Linked DNA regions of Homo sapiens: regions 1 and 3 are each linked to region 2. A link is a contact called in ENCODE Hi-C data. All regions are on one chromosome and are shown on one strand. The core of a region is the stretch at or near the end of the contact, and the rest is flanking DNA. Distances in the headings are between cores, read along the strand shown.

Region 1 (4,233 bases), core at 1,342-3,841, 1.9 Mb after region 2:
GGAGAGCATGACCCTACTGACACCAATTTTGGACTTCCAGCCTCCAGAACTGTAATGTAATACATTTCTGTTGTTTTAAGCCACCCGGTTTTTGGTGCTTTCTTATGTCAGCCCTAGGAAACTAACACTGAGTCTTAAGGAATTCCTCACTTGTCCAGAATTGCCCAGCTAGTTTGGGATAGAGCCAATATGCCAATATTCAAACCCAGGGCTGCTTGGCCCCCAAATCCATGGTCTTTTTTTTTTTTTTTTTTTTTTTTGAGACGGAGTCTCAGACTGTCGCCTGGGCTGGAGTGAAATGACGTGATCTCAGCTCACTGCAACCTCCGCCTCCCGGGTTCAAGCGATTCTCCTGCCTCAGCCTCCTGAGTAGCTGGGATTACAGGCACACACCACCACATCTGGCTAATGTTTTGTATTTTTAGTAGAGATGGGGTTTCACTATGTTGGCCAGACTGGTCTCGAACTCCTTACCTCATGATCCACCCGCCTCAGCCTCCCAAAGTGCTGGGATTACAGGCGTGAGCCACCGCGCCTGGCCTCCATGGTCTTTTGATAATGCTGGGGTGAGTCAATCTTTGATTCTATTTTACTGTGATAACATGATGTAGGATCAAATATTGACTCATATCAGAAAAGTGATTCCTTATCTTCTAGTCTTTTTAATATTCTGTGAATAGTATATATTTTTGTTAGAAAAATTACTGTACGCTACTATAGACTTCATAAACACTGTACACTTAGGTTTCACTATATTTATGAAAAAATATTTTTCTTTCATCAGTAACCTTAGCTTACCATAATGTTTTTACTTTATAAACTTGAAAAAAATGACTCTTTTATAATAAGTTTAAAACATAAATACATTGTACAGATACACAAAACTTTTTTTTCTTTATATCCTTATTCTATAAGCTTTTTATATCTTAACTTTTTAATTTTTAAACTTTTTTGTTAAAAACAGACACAAACACACACATTAGCCTAGGCTTACAGAGAGTCAGGATCATCAGTGTCACTGTCTTCCACCTCCACATCTTGTCCCATTGGAAGGTCTTCAGGGGCAATAACACACCCGGAGCTGTCATCTCCTATGATGACAATGCTCTTATGGAATACCTCCTGAAAGGCCTGCCTGAGGCTGACAGTTAACTTTTCTTATAAGTAGAAGGAATGCACTCTAAAATAATGATAAAAAGTATAATACAGTAAATATATGAACCAGTAACAGTCGTTTATTATCATTTTGAAGTATTATGTATTGCACATAATCATGTGTGCTACCTTTTTATATGACTGGCAGCATGGTAGGTTTGTTTACACCAGCATCACAACAAACATGTGAGTAATACATTGCGGTACAGTGTTACAATGGCTTTGTCGCTAGGTGATAAGAATTTTTCAGCTCCATTATAATCTTATGGGACTAATGTCATATATGTAGTCCATCGATGATCAAAATGTCATTATGGGGCACATGACTATAAATGTACCTCTTGAGGACTGGCCTTTCTGACAGCTTTTTTTTTTAGTTTTGAGGATCAAACCCTTGGGGCCATTGATTCATTGGATCATTCAGCAAATGATCAAATGGGTAATTTGCGGTACAATCTAAGCAAAGGAAAACCTGAAGATGTCCATTTCTTCAAGGAAGCTCTAATCTGGAACAGCAATAAATTCTCTACGCAAAAGAGAAACACTCAAGGCAGTAAGGTAACAGCTCTGAAAGTGCTAAAAATATGGAGGGGAGCGAGCGATAACTTGTATGGTCACCATTGACCTTGCTGATGCAGAAATAAATCATCTTTACTCTTCATTCTCTTGAATTCTCACCTACCCTGCCACCTCATCCAAAATTTGTTAATTCTATGTGCAAAACATCTTTCAAATCCACCCCTCTCTCTTCATCCTCACTGCCCCCATCCTAGTCCACATCAATGCCAGTCTTCTGATTTTCCTGTCCCTAGTCTGATCTTCTCCCAATGCACTCTGCAGAGTGACCTTTATGAAATGTAGATCTGATTATGCCACGTTCCCACTTTAAAAGCCTCTAGAGGTGTGAACCTCTAGAGTCTTCTAGAATCTGACTTCCATTCTCTGTCCAGCTTTATTTCTTGCTGGACTACTCTATGCTCCAGCCATATTGGTCAAAAATTGTTTTAGTTTCTGGAACCTATGGTGATCCTCTCACCGAGGCCTGCTATTTTCTCTTACTGGAACTCTGTCCCCTCCCCTGGGCACCCTCCCGCCTCTGGCCTAGCGAATTCCTTCCATCTTCCGGTCTCAGTTCCTCCAAGAAACCTTCTCACCTAACCCGTCCGGTCAGGGTACTTTCCTTACCTAACACCCACTCCCTCGTTTACTTCTCTTTGGCTGGACTGAAGTTGGGCAGGGCAGGGGCTAGTCTGCCTTCTTCTGGGCCCAACCCTCCCGGCCGGCACCACAGGCATTACAGGTACTCTGTGCACTCAGGCTGCGCAGACCCGCAGCTTCCTATCCTGTAGCTCACTTTCCTCTGAGGCGGGCTGGAGGCGGAGCTTGTCCGCTGGGGGTGGGGCTCAAAGCTGGGGCGGGGATACGGAGCAAAACTTAAGAGGAAGATGAGAAGCCTGGTTGGCCAGGAGGCTTATCTGTCAGGACAGGGGGCGGGGCCTGGGGGGCCGTACCTTTGCTTACCGCGAGTGGGCGGGGCAGGTTTTACCGCCGCGGCCCATCAGCGAAGATCGCTGAGCGGCGCCCGCCTTGCGGGCCTCCAGGACCCGGCCGCCGCCATCCGGTGGGAAGCCGGGTGGCCTGCGGGTGAGGGGGGCGAGGCGGACGGAGGGCACCACACCCCCCGGGGGGCGGGGCGGGCGGAGAGCACCCTACATCCGGGAGCCGGGGCGGCGCCTGGAGAGCGGAGCAGGCAGCGCTTTCTGCCCGCTGAGTGGGTCAGGCGCCGCCCCCTTGTGGTCTCGGCCTGCGGGCAGCCCTTTGGAGCGCGCGGGAACCGGACGCCCGCCCGAGGAGAGAGGATCCAGGAGACCACTCCGGGCGGGATCCGCGGAGCCTGGGGCCGGGCGGTTGGCCCACATTATAAGAGGGCCTGCGTTGCTTCTACCTCAAAGGCTTTAGGGTGTTTGTTAATTCCCCGCCCCCCAACCTGATGATGCTCCAGGTATTTACAGGCAGGTGCCCCATAGGCTGTTTACTGGGAAGCAGAATTGGTGGACTCCGTTCGGGGATATGAGGAAAGATCCATAAGCAGAGAGAATAAAGCCTTTGCACTTACATTTTACTTCTCTTATCCCTCACCTCTACCACCTTTCCCCTTGACCCCCAATGGGCTGCAGGTCACATCATCTTGTCCTTGATATATTCAGAAAATAGAAGCCCCTCAAACAACTTAGAAGCAGTCCCCGCATGTCACCAAATAATAGACCACAGCTGGCATGTGAATGCTACCAGTTAGAGATGTGTAGTAGTTTGTAATTTCCTCATGAATAGTTCAAACTAGAGATTTCTAAATTATTACTAAATTTTAGTATTAATCTAAATATTGTTAATAGATTTTTGTATTATTACTAAATGCATAATCTTTGGAGCAGAAGTTGTGGGAAAAGAAGATTTGGACAAATACCTGACAAGTTACCCGGTATTTTACTTTCTTTGAAGCAATTAAAGAGGTCTGTGTCTTGTCTTGAATAATTAATTTACTTAGGTTGCTGTTTAAAATGCTTTTAAATTTTCAAAACACATCTGTGAGGAGAGGTCTCCACATCTTCAGTTGAAAACTGGAAGAAGCAAAAGGAATAGAGTGTTTATCTTTGAAAAAAGCACACCTAACTAAAATAATAATAAAAAATATGCAGGTGGATAGAAACTCAACAGCTTTCTTCATAGGGTTTGAAACCATAACTGAAGGAAAGGCTATCTGCCATCTCCACTTTGTCTGCTTCTTCAGTCATCTCTCATTATTCAACTTACCTTCTAGTCAGGTCAAATTACAGTTTCTCCAGACTCATATTGCTTTCATATATCTCTTTGTCTTTGTACATAATACTCCTTTACCTTCCTAATGCTTATTTTACCTTCGAAATTCAGCCAATGTATCAACTCTCCTAGAAAGTTCCATTATCTTTCCTCCAAGTACAGGTCTTTCCACTGTACTACCATCGAGTTCTGGGATGCTTCTCCTTGGTGGCATTTTTTATACCGTGATATAATTCTCTCTTTACTTATTCCTGTATCAAG
Region 2 (4,602 bases), core at 1,064-3,563:
CTTAATTTCTAGGCCCATGGGAAAGATAACTACAACACTGTTTAACAACAGAGACATTTGAAGGTACAAAACTTTACTGGAACCTGATCCAGCCGCTGCAGTACTTCCAACCCATAGAATCCAGCGTTACTAGAGGACCGTCCATTCTGGTTCCAGAGGCTGCTAGGAGCGAGAAAAGTTGGAGAGCAGAAGCTGTACAGGGACTGAGTCCCGGGGAGGAGTACCCAGCAACTGGAATTGGCTGCGTCATGGGGAGGAGAGTTAGCAAGGTACTAACACTCCAATTGGCTAACACATAATTTCTCTATGCAGCTTAAGACTTCAGGCAGACAGATATGAACACATGAAGGGAGTAAAAACTCCAACCTCTGGACCACTTCCTGGAGTGCTCCTAACCCAGACTCCCACAGGGCTTCCTCCCATACTTCATTTAGGTCTTTGGCTCAAATGTTACCTCTTTAGAACTGCCTCAAGACTGGGGCAAGAGGAGCCCCAGTCTAGGGCTCTGAGCACCTGATTCTCTTCCGTCCATGTTCCTTTCCATAGGGCAAGAAATCCCACGGGCCAACGGGATGTACTCACTCAGAGCTCTTGCCCCTCTCCTTTTTAGAGCATACTGTGAGTTCCTGGGACCCTAGAAAATAGTGCCGCAATAGCAACAGGTCACCAGCTACAGGCTGCCTCAGCCTTTTCCCAAGGTCTATCCTCCTGAGGAGCAAGGGGTGGTCAAGGGGAGGCTATTTGCAGGTGTGGACAAAACTCTGATGTGCAGATGTCGTTGTTATAGGTGTGGGCAAAAGGCCATTTGAAGTATGGGACAGAGCTGGGGTGCCAAGAGAAGAAGGAAGGCTGAGGGCCAAGGACATGTTCCCCCTCCAAAGCACTACATTCGAGGGCGTATCTCAGAAGGGTCCAAGAATCCTAAACTTAAATGTGGCCTTCCAGATTATGATGAAGGTATACATGTCAAGATAAAAGGATAGGAATTTTACATCACCGTTTAATTTGTAGTTTTAAAATATGTAGACATGATATGTGGGCCTCCATTTGTACTACTGACTCAGTTCTTGCAAATATTAAGGGTAGACCTGTCCCTGATCTTCGTGTGTAAAATAGCACCTCCTCTGCCACTCTATTCTTACCCCAGTCTACATTTCTTCATAACATCGGTCACCATCTGATCTACATTTACTTATGTATCATCTCTTTACCCCCACTGGAATGTAAGTTCCACGTCCCTAGAGTCTATATTTTGTTTACTGCCTTATCCTTATACCTAAACAAGTGCCTGGCATGACACCACTCAGTAAAACTTGAATAAATGAATAACAAATCTAGGCTCAAAGCTCTTACAGGTGAAAGGGGCTAACCTGGCAGTCACAAAGGAAAAATATCACTGTGACAACCGTCTGAGGAGCACCTTCTCCCCTTAAAATAACTCACTCAAAACAGTGGAGCTGCAAAGGTGACCAGAGAAAATCCATTAACACCTTAGTGCCCATGACACCAGGTGAGTTGATCGGGCTACTTGCGAGAGGGACATGTGAGTGAGCGTGGAGAGCTCTGAGTAGGCTGAAGAGCTGGATGTGGGGGATCTGGGCTGCTGGGAACCCCGAATGTTGGAATCGCCCTGACAACCTTATGAGGGTGGTCAGATATGGGTCCTGAGGAAACTGATTCCACGGCAACTGCCCGCCAACCCAGCACACCCCACAGTGAAGAGGGGCTTCTGATCCATGAGTAGGGCCCCTCAAATGATGTTCCCCTTTAGATGGTCATGGTCATCAGCAGGGGTGGGTGCATCGATCCTGTGGGGTCTTGGTGGTCGCAGACCAAGCGTCCCTCTTCTCACATCTAATTCACAACGTCTCATCGCTCCGCGGGAGCCCAGGAACTGCCCTACAACAGCCGAAATCCGGGTCGTCTATTCCAACGGACTCCTCTTCCGTTGGATACGGGGGCCGTGAGAGGCCAAACAACCTCCGCGAGGCTACCCCCGCAGCGACCGCTCGGCGGGCGCTCCATTCCTTTACCGGACTGTACACCTCGCCTCCTGGGGCCTGAGGCGGGAACCCGGGTCGCGCTGCTCCGAGGCCTCGGCGGACCGCGAAAGGATGGCTCACCACCCGGCCAGGGCCAGCCCCTGCAACAAGCTCAGCCCCGCCCGCTCCCGCGCCCAGGAGCGGCCGGCGGGGCGGGGTGGCTGGGCCGGCCTCGGGGGCGGGGGCTCGGGGGCGGGGGCTCAGGGGCGGGGCCACGTGGCTCCTCCTTGCGGGCGGAGGCAGGCGGTGCCGCGGCGCCGGGACCCGACTCATCCGGTGCTTGCGTGTGGTGGTGAGCGCAGCGCCGAGGATGAGGAGGTGCAACAGCGGCTCCGGGCCGCCGCCGTCGCTGCTGCTGCTGCTGCTGTGGCTGCTCGCGGTTCCCGGCGCTAACGCGGCCCCGCGGTCGGCGCTCTATTCGCCTTCCGACCCGCTGACGCTGCTGCAGGCGGACACGGTGCGCGGCGCGGTGCTGGGCTCCCGCAGCGCCTGGGCCGTGGAGTTCTTCGCCTCCTGGTGCGGCCACTGCATCGCCTTCGCCCCGACGTGGAAGGCGCTGGCCGAAGACGTCAAAGGTGAGAAGCGGGGGCGGCCCGCTCCCCCGTGCCCCGCCGCCCGGACCCCTCCACCTGCCCGGTGGGCAGCCTCCTACTCCGGGAGCGCGTCCCTCTTCCAGTCACCTCCGCCCACCTCTTCCTCTCCGCGCATCCCACGCCCACCACCTTCATGTTTCTCAGCTCCATTTTTGCCTCCCGCTCCCTTGCCTTTTCCTCTTGGCCCTCATCCCGAGCTTCTTTCCCTCTCCGCGGCCTGGGCCCCCAGACCTGCCCTGCTCGCCCGGTTCGTCCCCCGCCAGGTTACTGCCTCCTTCCCTGCGAGAGGTCTCCTTTGTTCCTTCCTCCGCATGGTCCGCTGACACCTTACCGTTTCCTGGGCCAGCCTTGTGGCAGTCCTCTTCCTCTCGTCCAGGGACCCATGTCATCTTCCTGCCAGGTTCCCTAGCTGCTGTGGGTCAGTGCTGGGGAGAAAAGGGAACGGACATCCATTTTGCCTCCCTGCCACCTTTCTCCACTCCCTCGACTGGTTGACCAGGTGGTACATAGACTTCCTTTCTCATTTTTGTCTTTGATGTGGGTATGTCCACCTGGCAGTTTTCCTATCTCTGTTCCGGGCCTCTCCTGACCTGCCGCCTCCAGCTCCTTAGCTTCTGGGCCACATCCTTCTCTCTCTTCCCCCGCTCAGACCCTTATATTTTAAACCCATGCACCCAGAGGCCTTTGGTGCGTGTTTGGCTCTTGCTCCATGTTCCCAATCCCTGGTTGGGGCACCAAAACTATATTTCCTGAATTCCAAGACACCATCAACTGTGAGACACACTGTTCATTTTATGACAGCCCAAGGGGTAGAAGGATAGGAAAAAACCACTACATGTATAAAGATTTGAAGGTGAACTCTATTACAGAAATGCTAAAATTTTGAAACACTTAAGACTTAGAGTCGAGGAAATATGGTAATAATAGTAATTAATATTTACGGAGCACCTATCATTTCAGGCACCTTACTAAGTACTCGGCATACATTGTCTCATAGTTTCCTTTCCACAATTTAAAGATTCCTGTGGTGTCACACATCCACCTAATCCAGGTAGTGGGTATTTGGCGGGCAGGAGTGGTATAGTGATAGTGATTTGTTCCTGACTTGCTGCCTCTGAATGGAGTTACTTCCTGACTCTGGTGCTAGGTCGCTAGCACGGCCTCCTACCCTGAAATGGTCATTGAATGAGAACTGTGGGCATCTTTGGAAATAGGCCTTTTTCTAGAGAAAGGGGAACTGGAACCATTGTTCCACTGTTGGTATTTCTTGATAAATTCAACTCTTTGTGGTAGAACAGTGCCTTTGTAGATGTTAGTTTTCAGACTCACCCTCCTCTTTTCCTGAGCAGCTTGCAGATTGGTTTCTGAAGAGGCGAGATGGAACCATGTGTACATCTTTTAGCCATATGGTCCTGGAAAATTATTTTTAAATGAAACTTATAAGCTGTTTTGACCTCCAGTTTACACTTGCCTACATGCCTCACTGGTCCCATTAGCTGAACGTGCCTTTCTGAGCAGTGCTTCACACCATTTCAACACATTTGGTCAGGGGAGGAGTGATGTCAACACATCTGGTCAGGGGAGGAGGGAGGAAGAACATGGATCATGGAACTGGAACACCTAAGATAAGGTAATCTCAGGGGACATTGTGGGCATGAACATCATAAAAATTCCCAGATCGCTTTCCACTTTGAGGTTATAAGAGGTGTTCAGTGGCTGCAGATGGACTTATTCTAGAATTTCTTCCTTCTTGAGAGTGCTGGGGGGAAAGATTAGCTTCCAGCTGACTCACATGTTTGGCCTCTTGCAATGCAGAGTTTTTAGTTTTCCTATGAGTTGCATGTCTAGATACTGACCCATTCTGCTCCTGGATGAGGGTTACCACTTCCAAACAGGATTCCCCAGTGCATGGAGCCTTTCTCTAAAATAAGAAAGCGAAATCAGAATTTAACCTCTGAAAAGGAAAT
Region 3 (4,524 bases), core at 870-3,369, 1.1 Mb before region 2:
AGAACATCTCAGAAATGAGCAGGTAGCCCTACATAAAAGTTCCAAGTACAGATAATTCTTTCCACAACATCTTAAAACTTGGATTGTTTTAATAAACTATTGTTACTATTAATTTTTTCACCATAAATTCACTTATAAACCACCAGTATTAACTAAAGCCATCCTTGCCTCCTGTGTAGACCACCCAGAGCCTCCTCCATGGCTGGGTAGATACAAAAATAAAACTGGCCACGTATTGAGTGTTGATGATGTGCTCATTGAATGAGCTCATTTAATCTTCACAGCAGCCCTATGAGGGGACTATTTTATTATCCCTTTTTATAGGTGAGGAAACAGGCATGGGACGGTTCAGTAACATCCATGGTTGCACAAATAGAAAATGGTAATCACTATATTAGACTGCCATTCAGACTCAAACGACATTTGTTGAGTGAGTTAATTTTTTTTCTTTTCTCTTTTTTCTTTTTTTTTTTTTTTTGAGATGGAGCCCTGCTCTGTCACCCAGGCTGGAGTGCAGTGGTACCATCTTGGCTCACTGCAACCTCTGCCCCCTGGGTTCAAGCCATTCTCCTGCCTCAGCCTCCTGAGTAGCTGGGATTACAGATGCGCACCATCACACTCAGCTAATTTTTGGATTTTTAGTAGAGACTGGGTTTCACCATGTTGGCCAGGCTGGTCTCGAACTCCTGATCTCAGGTGATCCGCCCGCCTCGGCCTTCTAAAGTGCTAGGATTACAGGCGTGAGCCACCACACCCTGCCTAATTTTTTTTGGTTTTCCAATAAGCACTGTGGTGTATGTGCTGTTAACTGTCTCCGGTGGACTCCGCAAGCTCGATGTACACAGTGCTGGGCTGGTGCCATGGCTGCTACTCTATGAAAAGTTTTTGACATCACACTGAATGGCTGAGACACTATAAACATTTTACTTTTCAACTCAACCTCGTGTCCTAGCAAAGGTGCTTTATCTAGTTTCTGTAGCTGTTCGAATGAAAGGCACAAATTTGGTGAGCTGCTGAGAATGGAGCAGACCTGGCACGGTGTGATCTAAGAGACTGGGGTGAACAGATGAATCAAGTTGCCTGTGACATTTGTGAGACACGGTGCTAGTATTCACCTTACTGTCTGGAGGGCCCAACCTCAAAGCCACTAAACATATGACATTAGCCAAGTCCTCTGATCTCTCTAGACAGCAGTTTTCTCCTAAGACAAGACGGCTTTTTGGCTTGGCTGAAGTAAGCCAGGTGATTTTAAACAATGCATTAAGCTCTTCTGAAATCTAACAGCCTTGTTCCATGCTCCTCGCTATGGAGAAGAGAGCGCTGAGGGAAAGAGGCCCTGTAGTCTTTTGCCAATGGTGTCGGATGGGCTGCTCAGTCCCAGCACTTGAAAGTTGCAAACCTAGTCAAGAAAGTGCACACAGTACTTCGGATTTTTATGAGATATAATTACATTGACATGACGCCTCATGATTTACCCATGACTCGGGGGGTTTCCAAACTCCAAACACCTCCAGACTGGAGCCCGTCAATCAGCTTCCTCTTGCTTTTCGTGGACTCCCACTGTGGAAACCTGCTGGTGTTTTGCTGCGGTTTCATTTCCCTCTGCGGAGGAGCCAGGGCAACCTTGGCCAGACAGGCACCTAGCTGTGCCCTTCTTTCCAGGGCCTCTTCTCCACTCAGCTGACTCCCCTGGCCTGCCTAACGCTCCTGACTGAGACGGTTTTCCGGCTTCCTCTAACAGGTTGGCGGGAAGTTGATCTGCAAACGCGAGGCAAAGCAGGAGTGTCCTTATTCGGTAGGCCTCTGATGGGCCACCAGAGCCGTCCGAAAGTCCTAGCGGAGTGATTGACAGTGGCCATTTCAAAGCCTGAGTTCACCTTCTTTGCAACCACAATCACGACCCAGAATAAACTGCTTCCTGGAAGCCGGCTAGTTGCACCTGGCCTGAAGTCAGTCTCGGGACTGCCTCTCAGGACCCCAGACAGGGTTTCGGGTTCCCGCCTGGGTCACGTGTACGGAGGCTGCCAGTGCGCACTCAGCCCGGCCCGCCGGTCGCCACAGCAACACCAATCCCGGGTTCAAGCCCGCCTAGGAAGTGCGGTCCCCGCCTGACCGCCCCGGGCTTAAGGGAGCCTGGCTAGGCCGGCAGCCGGATGGTCCCGCAGCTCGGGGCCGGCCATGCTTCGCGGTCCGTGGCGCCAGCTTTGGCTCTTTTTCCTGCTGCTGCTCCCGGGCGCGCCTGAGCCCCGCGGCGCCTCCAGGCCGTGGGAGGGAACCGACGAGCCGGGCTCGGCCTGGGCCTGGCCGGGCTTCCAGCGCCTGCAGGAGCAGCTCAGGGCGGCGGGTGCCCTCTCCAAGCGGTACTGGACGCTCTTCAGCTGCCAGGTGTGGCCCGACGACTGTGACGAGGACGAGGAGGCAGCCACGGGGCCCCTGGGTAAGACCCCGTCCCCACGGTCCGCCGTTCGCTGCGGAGCAGAGTGCGATCCGGGCGCGGCTGTGGTCGCCTCGCTCCTGTCCGGGGCGACATCTGGGCCCGCAGTCCTGCTCTGCTCAGCCGCCGGTACCGGCTGTGGGCGGGGGCAGCCTCCGCGGAGCAGGGAGCCCCATCACCGCCCTTGCCCCACCCGCGTCCCCTGCGCACCCCCCTGGCGCCCGGCTTCCCGTCCCCCGCCTCCCCTGATCCCTGCGCTTTCCAGATTCTCTCGCACCGCCTGTGCCATCTCCCAGCCCACCCTGGCGTTATTCGAAGGTGTTGCTCTTGACAGCTCTAGGGAACGTCCGCTGTGGACATGCCTGGTGACTGCCGTCTCCCTTGCTGCTTTTGGACGCAGGGCTTGAGGACCGACAGTGGGCCGAGTCGGGGCTGGGAGTTAGAATCTGAGTTCTGGGTGTCCCTCTGTCCCTGACAAGTTGTGTGGCAAGGTTGCCGCATCACTGTAGAGCACCGGATGGTCTCCTCTCGGTCTCACAGCTCCTCCTTTTCCAGGCTGGCGCCTTCCTCTGTTGGGCCAGCGGTACCTGGACCTCCTGACCACGTGGTACTGCAGCTTCAAAGACTGCTGCCCTAGAGGGGATTGCAGAATCTCCAACAACTTTACAGGTTGGACCCCGCATGGCTTCAAGGGGCTAGGGATCTGTGGGGAGGGGAGGCAGTCCAGGGGAAATGGTTAGATGCAAGGGACCTTTCGTCATCCTGCCCAGCCTCCCGACAAGCAGGAACTGCCACAGTCTGACTGAAGTTTTGAGGGAGTACCAAATGCTTGAGTCAGGGAAGCCCCTTTTTAGCCTCTAGCTTAATAGCCCAGGCAAACTGAGCTGTTTGTCAGGCCCAGAGCACCTTGTTTCACTCTAAACAGAAACAGCTACCTCTCAGAGGGGGCTGGAACTATCCAGAGAGAACTGATCAGAAATTCTGGGTTGTGATTAAAAGTGTCCCTTTCTTTTCTTTTTTTTTTTTGAGACGGAGGCTTGCTCTGTCACCCACACTGGAGTGCAGTGGTGCGATCTCAGCTCACTGCACCCTCCGCCTCCTGGGTTCAAGCAATTTTCCTGCCTCAGCCTCCCGAGTAGCTGGGATTACAGGTGCCTGCCACCACGTCCGGCTAATTTCTGTATTTTTAGTAGAGGCGGGGGGGGGGGGGGGGGGCGGGTTTCACCATGTTGGCCAGGCCGGTCTCGAACTCCTGACCTTGTGATTTGCCTGCCTTGGCCTCCAAGAGTGCTGTGATTACAGGCGTGAGCCACTGTGCCATGGCAACCAGTATTTTCTAATTAGTTTGGGTTGCTTGATTTGCATATCGCAGTTGATTTGCATTTTCACTCTCACAAGGTGATCTTTGGCCCCATGTTCTGAAACCTGTTCAGACATTTGCAAAAGCTTCCTCTCTTTTCCCCAGGAGCAATTTCTTGCCCAGAGTTCTCCTGATCCCAGGTCCTTCAATCTCCATAAATGAGGCCCACCCCAGATATTTAGGTCACTTAATTGGCCAAAATGCCAATAACACAGTGTGTTTAGGGACACAGTCTGGCTCAGGACAGAAGATAGGACTACATACAGGTCAGGAAGTCTTAATTTGGATCACTGCTGACTTGGATAAGACCCTAGGTAGCAATTAGCAAGTTACTTTCTGTCCTCAACATGCCTTTTGTTCGACAAGGGCCTGGATATCCAAATTGTTCTGGCCAGCGGATTGGAGACCCCTCCTAGTCGTGCCTCTTCCTTGCTGGCAAACTGAAGAGTCCTTCCCAAGTGTCCGTTTCCTCAGCTGTATTTTATTTTATTTTTTTTACTTATTTATTTTGAGACCAAGTCAGTCTCTGTCACCTAGGCTGGAGCAATCTCGTCTCACTGCAAACTCTGCCTCCCAGGTTCAAGCGATTCTCTTCCCTCAGCCTCCCGAGTGGCTGGGATTATAGGTGCCCACCACCATGCCCAGCTAATTTTTGTATTTTTAGTAGAGAGGGGGTTCACCATGTTGGCTAGGCTGGTCTCGAACTCCTGACCTCGTGATCCGCCCGCCT

Evidence for each region. A loop is a pair of places that touch in the nucleus more often than their neighbours do. Pooled maps may share reads with other maps.
Region 1: a loop to region 2 is called in a map of B cell, with 19 times the contacts of the local background. The contact joins the enhancer-like site here to the promoter of QSOX1 in region 2. A Hi-C loop is called at or near these places in 4 of 168 maps with a recorded cell type or tissue (B cell, CD4-positive, alpha-beta T cell and naive thymus-derived CD4-positive, alpha-beta T cell) and 10 of 50 pooled maps.
Region 3: a loop to region 2 is called in a pooled map, with 17 times the contacts of the local background. The contact joins the promoter of TOR3A here to the promoter of QSOX1 in region 2. A Hi-C loop is called at or near these places in 1 of 168 maps with a recorded cell type or tissue (posterior vena cava), 3 of 37 single-sample maps with no recorded cell type and 10 of 50 pooled maps.

Annotation. Positions count from the first base shown.
Region 1 is chr1:182,027,145-182,031,377 of GRCh38, forward strand. No RefSeq gene overlaps it. Among named protein-coding and RNA genes, the nearest start is that of ZNF648, 32 kb to the right of the region's middle. RefSeq lists a silencer at 2,584-2,973. Within about 2 kb of position 2,592, at least 30 of the 41 ENCODE cell types and tissues checked have a DNase peak (open chromatin) inside an H3K27ac peak, as active enhancers do; they include B cell, where a contact is called at or near this core.
Region 2 is chr1:180,152,556-180,157,157 of GRCh38, forward strand. QSOX1 (quiescin sulfhydryl oxidase 1) reads left to right here and starts at 2,314. Exons shown (of 12, transcript NM_002826.5): 1 at 2,314-2,617. The coding sequence starts at 2,353. It overlaps LOC105371636 (a long non-coding RNA gene), which reads right to left and starts at 2,283. Exons shown (of 2, transcript XR_001738314.3): 1 at 1,444-2,283; 2 at 53-634. RefSeq lists a silencer at 1,989-2,308 and an enhancer at 2,489-2,588.
Region 3 is chr1:179,079,951-179,084,474 of GRCh38, forward strand. It overlaps TOR3A (torsin family 3 member A), which reads left to right and starts at 2,120. Exons shown (of 6, transcript NM_022371.4): 1 at 2,120-2,437; 2 at 2,990-3,103. The coding sequence starts at 2,179. RefSeq lists silencers at 2,095-2,384, 2,525-2,694, 3,685-3,744.